Linked DNA regions of Homo sapiens: region 2 is linked to region 1. Evidence: chromatin contacts called from ENCODE Hi-C data. All regions are on one chromosome and are shown on one strand. Each heading gives the region's core, a stretch centred on a gene start or an enhancer-like site at or near the end of the contact. The rest is flanking DNA. Distances are from core to core; before and after follow the strand shown. Region 1 has its middle 9.4 kb from the start of LINC02530. Region 2 overlaps HIVEP1 (HIVEP zinc finger 1).

What was found. A loop is a pair of places that touch in the nucleus more often than their neighbours do. Pooled maps may share reads with other maps.
Region 2: a pooled map shows a loop between it and region 1 (2.5-fold over the local background). The contact joins two enhancer-like sites. A Hi-C loop is called at or near these places in 8 of 37 single-sample maps with no recorded cell type and 3 of 50 pooled maps.

What each region holds. Positions count from the first base shown.
Region 1 is chr6:12,592,841-12,596,739 of GRCh38, forward strand. No RefSeq gene overlaps it. Among named protein-coding and RNA genes, the nearest start is that of LINC02530, 9.4 kb to the left of the region's middle. Within about 2 kb of position 1,556, at least 7 of the 41 ENCODE cell types and tissues checked have a DNase peak (open chromatin) inside an H3K27ac peak, as active enhancers do.
Region 2 is chr6:12,117,889-12,121,720 of GRCh38, forward strand. It overlaps HIVEP1 (HIVEP zinc finger 1), which reads left to right. Exons shown (of 9, transcript NM_002114.4): 4 at 2,002-3,832. Among named protein-coding and RNA genes, the nearest start is that of HIVEP1, 110 kb to the left of the region's middle. RefSeq lists enhancers at 1,201-1,250, 1,268-1,562, 1,281-1,390, 1,401-1,510. Within about 2 kb of position 1,388, at least 3 of the 41 ENCODE cell types and tissues checked have a DNase peak (open chromatin) inside an H3K27ac peak, as active enhancers do.

The DNA.
Region 1 (3,899 bases), core at 306-2,805:
AAATCCCACATCAGTCACCACTTCCTCGGGGACATTAGTTGTTCATGTAAATTCCGAACAATGGAAGCTGGCTTTTCATCCATACGGAAATGGAACACAAAGACAGAGCCCTAGAAGTGGAGTGTGAGTGCTGAGGATTTTCCCTAAGCCTCTTCCCTTCCACATGTGTTGATGTGTGATGTGTTGGTTAAGTATTTGGAAAGCACATCAGGTTTTAGTAATTTTTTTTCTCTAAAAAGAACAATTTGCTCTTAGAAGAATGACAGTTTTCTTTCCTTATTACATGAAATCACCCTCTGACCCCCTAAAAAGCAGAGATCTTTTGTAGGGATACACACAAGTGTGAAAAACTGAAAAGCAGAACTGGTAATAATGGACAGAAAATTAAAGAGAGCTGTCACCTCTGTCAAGGGGAAGGAGGACATGATCATGGAGATTTACTAGGTGAGGAAGGTGGTTCTGAAATACTGGCAATATTCTAGTTCTTAAGTGTTATTCTTTAAATGGCACATAAACGTTTCATAGTCTCCTTTGCATATATTGTATATTTCACAATACATTTTTATTTGTTTTATTTTACCTGAAGTTCTACCTAGTTGCCAAAAAAAAGCAGAAGTAAAAAAAGCTTTGCCAAAGAACCAGGATCAGAACCAAGCAGACCAGTAGGAGAGAGGTTTTTCTTTTTTTTAAAATTTTTAACTTCTAATTTTTGTGGGTATGTAGTAGCTGTATATATTTCTAGGTTCCAAGAGGTGTTTCGATACAGGCATGCAATGTGACATAAGCACATCACAGAGAATGGGGTATCCGTCTCCTCAAGCATTTATCCAGAGAGAGATTTTTCATGTACACCAGTACTCTTCTTTTCAGGTTTCAGCCTTTTAAATACATAACTTTCACAAGAGATGTTTTGAATGTTTTCCCTTGACCTTGAGAAAGAAAAGCATTTGCTGAGATGTTGCCTATGTGTGAAAGGGAGGGGAATCCTAGAGGAGAGGCCACTGAGTTTGCCACCCAGTTGACGCATAAGAAGCAACTTGAGAAGGACTCCAAAAGCAGCAGGTCAGCAAGTGGAAACCAGCATTGAATCAGCTGAATGGGTACCTGGAAGTGGGGTGAATGTTAAGTGTCAGTTTGCCTGCAATCGCCCCCGCTATGTATTCCTGTCCCAGAGTAATCATTAACAGCACTCCTGTTAGTGGCAGCAAATTTGTATGGGTCTGCAGCAACCTCAGCTCTCGCCTCCTCAGAAGAAAGCATTCAACTGAGGGGCCTATAGCAGAGTAAGAGACCGAGGCAAGTTTGAGAGCAGGAGTGAAAGCTTATTAAACAGCTTCAGAACAGGAACAAAAGGAAATAAAGCACCCTTGCAAGAGGGCCACGTGGGCAACTTGAGAGCTCAAGAGCGCTATTTGACTTCTGACTTGGGGTTTTATATGTTGGCACGTTTCTGAGGAGTTGTGCCTCTTCTCCCCTGAGCCTTTCCTTAGGGCAGCCTGTCTGCATGAGCAGTGACCTCCCAGCTCTTGGGAGGGGAGGTGCCGTGTGTTTACTGGAGTTGTGCGCATGCTCACTTGAAGCATTCTTCCCTTATCAGTCGAGCGTTCCCATAAGGTCATATCCAGTTAAACTCTGCCATTTTGCCTCTTAGTTTACAGGTGTCAGCCCACTTGCCCAGCTCCTGAGATCTTACTGGGAAGCTGCTGATCACCAGTTTCAGGTGTTTCTATTGAGAGACTGCCTTTCCCTGCATGGGTTGCAACCAATGATTGTTTTAGAGAGACAATTGACAACTGCCTGACCATCACCTGACGGTTGTTTGACTTTCCCATGCGGGGGAGTGGGGAAGCCTCTCTTGCTCTGCTCATCTCTGCCTGACTACCTACTGTAACACTTCTTTCACTTTCAAAAGTGTCCCAATTTGACCATAAATAATGTGGTTAACCCGTACATAAAGGAAGAAATGTAATGTGCTGTGGGAGGAGAAGGGCTCATGCAGGAAGACCTCTTAAAAAGGGACTATCTAGGGCTTAGATGCTGTGGCTCTAATTGGCAAAGAAGTGTGGTAAAACTTTTAAAAAAAATATTAAAGAGAGGAAAAGAAGGAGAGAAGGAGGAGGATAATTATTTTTGTGTTTATTTAGATCTATACAAAGAAACACACAATGGAAGTAGTAATTTCTTTGACCAACTTTTCTTCTGCTTTGAGCTTCTGAAGAGCATGCCTGGGCTTTCTTTCACCTCAATTTCATTTTCATCTGAGATAAGTAAAAGATATATGGGAACTGGCATTATCTAAGTTAATTTAGAGATTAGGGTGAGTTCATTTCCAGCTCTTCATCTTGCCTGTGGAGGAAAGGCTGGAAGCTTCCTACTCTTTCACATCACAGAGCTTGTGACCTGTAATTTTTGCTGTTTCTCAATCTGCATTCTTGTAGCTTTGTTCATTAATGGAATGCTGTAATTTATGAGCTTTCCTCTTTTGACCCTTTAAGAGAACTTTATCAGCATTCTCTAATTTTATTAACAAAACAAAAGAAACTATTTTTAGGAACGATGATCACATAAGGCTGAACCCAGACCATCCCAAGCAGATGTTGCGGTCCTGCAAAGTGGTCCCGTGAGGTAGTTGCTCCAACACGTGGTCTCAGCTCAGAAGTCACTGTTTTTGCAAACGTTGTCCTTAAAGGAGGAACAAGGTGCAGAACTTTTGTTTCTCTTTTCCTTTCTTTTGAAATATCAATTTGCCTATAACCATAGGGTAAATAACAGTCTATAGGAAAAAGGGGAAGCGATGTAGAGTTAAACAGAGGAAGGAGTAAGCAGAAAAAGTAACAGGTCACACAGAAACCAAGAAACTACAAGTTATAATGATGGTGGTTCCGTTTTCTTCCTGCATCTATGATTTCGAAACGGGCTAAATTGGGATGGGTAAGATCTAATTGGGATTCCCCCCAGATGCAACATCTTTGTGAATTTGTGGATGGGACCAGATAAGAAACTCGTGGAGGAAGGAGATTCAAATGAGCAGATTTCAGTATCCTTCAGGCAAACCCAGCCTTGAGTATTTCTCAGCTTTTGGAGATCCCAGGAAAAACATAAATGATGGAGTCACTAGGAGATAAACAATGTAATTTGACTCAAGAGAATGGGCAGAAAATCAGACACCCTAGGAGAAAAAAACAACCTGCTATTTGTAAATTTATTCATGGTGGTCAAGATCAATAACAGCAATCAAACGGTTTAGTTGCACGGAGGAAAACTTTATTTACTGGTCCCAGGCATGCTAAGCTCTGCACACAGATTTCCTGGGTGCAGGAGGATCACCTAGAATTAATTGTAAAAAGTTGCATCATATCCAAGACGTATTTGTCAGCAAAAAGACTCACACAAGAGGTTTAAACTGATGAATACCCACTCTGATGGCTCAGTAAATACTATCAGTGATGCCTTAATTTTTCTTGGTTTTAAGGATGTCTTTCTTCTATATAAGCACTTCATTTCTCCCTTTTAGTTGCTTCATACAAGAGTAATCAATTGATATGTTAGACTTTCACTGGACATTTCATGGCAAAAGGAATATTGACCCAGTATTGACATTAATAATACACATAAAGGAGAATGGCAGGCAAACCTACAAAAATCTCTCCCTATCAACACAGACTCCAGCAAAGGTCATAGGAGAGTGGAGCATTTACAGAGAGGTGAAAAGTATTGACAGAGATTAGCATGGAGCAGGGAAGAGAGACATACAATTTGTGTTTTAGAGCATGGCTGTCCCTCATATACATGCTTGTTCAATTTTTATTAAGGCAATGTACCAAGTGTTTATTTTTTTCCCTACTCCTCCAAATAATGAGCAAGGTCATCTCTTTCCCAGAATGAAAAATGTGGTGATG
Region 2 (3,832 bases), core at 138-2,637, 480 kb before region 1:
CAGCCCAGGTTGATGAGCATCATTTTTCACTTTGCCTACTTGCCTGATAGAGTTAATGAGAGTCAAAAAGTGCATCACTGACTTTCTTACATTCATCTTAATAAGGGAAAACCAGTGGGAAAACATCATTTCATGAGTGAGTGGATTGGAGAATAAAAAAATGTTTGTTCAACATTTTGTAAAAGTGAATAATACTGATACTTTTTTCTATTGTTCTTTAGCTCAAATATTTTAGTTATGAGACCCCCTTTTGTTTTTTTTTTTATTATGGTGGGTAAATATATCTTTAATGGAATAGTATGCATTTTTTTCATTAAACTATGATATGAGAGCATATAAACTGATGTCACAATATTACTAGAATATTTCTAATGTAAATTTTATTCTCAATAAGTAGTTATTACAGTGTAGACATTTTGGTCTAATATGAATTTCAAATATGTACGTTGCAACAGCTATTTGAAAATAGTGGAGAATTAAGTAGTTGGCTTTCTACAAATAGAGTAATATACGATTGAATATTTTTTGTTCATATGCCCAACAATCCAACAAATGGAAACCAAAGTAAATCATGGCAAGTAATTATTGCTCAAAAATACAGTAGTTGATAGATTGTGGGCACTGTCACTTAAATACTGATTTATTTCCAACACAACTAGAAATTAAGGTGATTTCATTTCTCTTGCAATAAGTTTTACCTTCTTTCTGCCTATCTCCCTACCTGCCTACCTGCCCTACCTATTGCTAATGACAAAGAAACATAGCCATTGAATATTTTGTTGAGTTAAAGTGGTGATTTTTTTTAAACCAAGGCCCATTACAACCTTATGACTTTTTAATTTTGTTGGTAAGAAACCACAAATAAGTGGATTATTTTAGTTTCATAATTTTCTGTTCATTGATATAATTGCTACATCAGCAATACTTCATGGCTGTCCTGACTATGGTCTGCTCTAGAAATTATATTAGCAGCCCCTTTTCTCCTGAAAATATCAGTTTTGCATACTTAGAAATTTGCTGAAAAGTTTGTTTTAAAAGAACCTTAATGAGATAAGACAGTCAAATACTCAGCATTAAAGGGTTGAATTTTCTTCTTTTTGGCCAGCCTTCTCAGACTGTTGTGTAGACAGAGTCCTCAGGTATTGCTACCAAGCCAATCTAGGTCCATTTGTCTGCACACAATGAAAAGCCAAACACTGAATCACTGGATTTTTATAGAGAGAAAGATTAATGGCAAGGCAGCCATGCAGGAGATGGGCTCAATTCTGTCTTCCCTTACCAGCTTAAAGCAGTATATAAAAGGAGGAGATGCTGGAGGAGGAGTTTTGGGGTTGGTTAATGATTGTTGGAAAGGGAGGGGAGGTTTGGAAAGTCCCTTGAGCAGGCACAGTTGTCTCTTCGTGCTTCCTCATGGGTTGCCTTTGCAAATTCGGAGGGAGTTGGTGTGAAACCTGTGGTGAAAATACTGGCTTTGATATCAGAAAGTCCCTCATCTGGCAAGAAGTCTATTCTGTGCAGATCCCAATCAGCCATACCAGTTCCAACCAGCTTCAACCAGTCAACCAGTTTTGTTACAAGCAGAGGGAGTTCTAACAAGCTGTTTCTTTATCTGCAGTGCTGTAAGACAAGCTCAAAACTTCTTGTTAGTTACCAGTTTCTTTAACCCCATGGAGCACTGTTTAAGTATGATAGTGAAAAGGGGAAAGATAATTCAGTTTTGAAAGATCTAGTTCCAGGATGTTGATTATTCAAGAAAGGAACATAAGCATTCTAGAAATGCACACTTAGGTCTTTGAATGAGTGTTTCAATAGATTTTGATTGGCATCATTGTTCAATTTCCGGAATGCAGAAGTGCAATTTTATTTAAAAAATAGACTTTCCTTAAATACTTTCTTCACTTGTCATAATGTCCTTATGATAGTAATCTTAATTTTCAAAAAATTATAGTTGGTGTATGTACAATGTTACCAATTGTTTGTTGTTGTTGTTGTTTTTTCCAGAAATCTTACAGGCTGGTGTTAAAGGAACTTCGGAATCCCTTAAAGGTGTGAAACGCAAAAAGATCGTAGCTGAGAATCACCTGAAAAAAATACCAAAATCCCCACTGAGAAATCCTCTTCAGGCAAAACATAAACAAAATACAGAAGAGTCATCTTTCGCCGTTCTTCATAGTGCTTCGGAGTCTCACAAGAAACAGAATTATATTCCTGTAAAAAATGGGAAGCAGTTTACCAAACAAAATGGAGAAACACCTGGAATAATTGCTGAAGCCTCAAAATCTGAAGAATCTGTCTCCCCAAAGAAGCCCTTGTTTCTGCAGCAACCATCTGAACTGCGTAGATGGAGATCCGAAGGCGCTGATCCTGCCAAATTCAGTGACCTCGATGAACAATGTGACTCAAGTTCCTTGTCAAGTAAAACCAGGACTGACAATAGCGAATGCATCTCTTCTCATTGTGGCACTACGTCCCCCTCCTATACAAACACTGCATTCGATGTCTTACTGAAAGCAATGGAGCCAGAACTGAGCACCTTGTCACAAAAGGGCTCACCTTGTGCAATTAAGACAGAAAAACTGAGGCCAAATAAAACTGCACGTTCCCCTCCCAAATTAAAAAACAGTTCAATGGATGCCCCAAATCAGACTTCACAGGAATTGGTTGCTGAATCACAGTCTTCTTGTACCTCATACACAGTCCATATGTCTGCTGCTCAGAAGAATGAGCAAGGGGCAATGCAGTCAGCTTCTCATTTGTATCATCAACATGAACACTTTGTTCCCAAATCCAACCAACATAATCAACAGCTTCCGGGGTGTTCAGGTTTCACAGGATCACTGACAAATCTGCAAAATCAAGAGAATGCCAAACTTGAACAGGTTTATAATATAGCAGTGACATCATCTGTAGGCCTAACTTCACCTTCCAGTAGATCTCAGGTTACTCCTCAAAACCAGCAAATGGATTCTGCTTCACCTTTGTCAATAAGTCCGGCTAATTCTACACAGTCGCCCCCCATGCCAATCTATAATTCAACTCATGTTGCCTCTGTTGTTAATCAAAGCGTAGAGCAAATGTGCAATCTTCTTCTGAAAGATCAGAAGCCAAAAAAACAAGGAAAATATATTTGTGAGTATTGCAATAGAGCATGTGCAAAGCCTAGTGTGCTTTTAAAGCATATCCGCTCCCACACTGGAGAGCGACCCTATCCCTGTGTGACTTGTGGATTTTCATTTAAGACTAAAAGTAATCTGTATAAGCACAAGAAATCCCACGCACATACTATCAAACTGGGTCTTGTCTTGCAACCAGATGCTGGTGGCTTGTTCTTGTCCCACGAGTCCCCCAAAGCACTTAGTATTCATTCAGACGTAGAAGACAGTGGGGAGAGCGAGGAGGAAGGCGCCACTGATGAGAGACAGCATGACCTGGGCGCCATGGAGCTGCAGCCTGTGCACATAATAAAGAGGATGTCAAATGCTGAAACTTTACTAAAATCAAGCTTCACTCCAAGCAGTCCAGAAAATGTGATAGGTGACTTTTTGCTACAGGACAGATCTGCAGAATCACAAGCTGTGACAGAGTTACCGAAAGTTGTGGTCCACCATGTCACTGTGTCCCCCTTAAGAACTGACAGTCCAAAGGCCATGGATCCCAAGCCTGAACTTTCTAGTGCACAAAAGCAGAAGGACCTTCAGGTGACAAACGTACAGCCACTTTCAGCCAACATGTCCCAGGGTGGAGTCTCCAGGTTGGAGACTAATGAGAATTCCCACCAGAAAGGCGACATGAATCCACTGGAAGGAAAGCAAGACTCTCACGTAGGAACGGT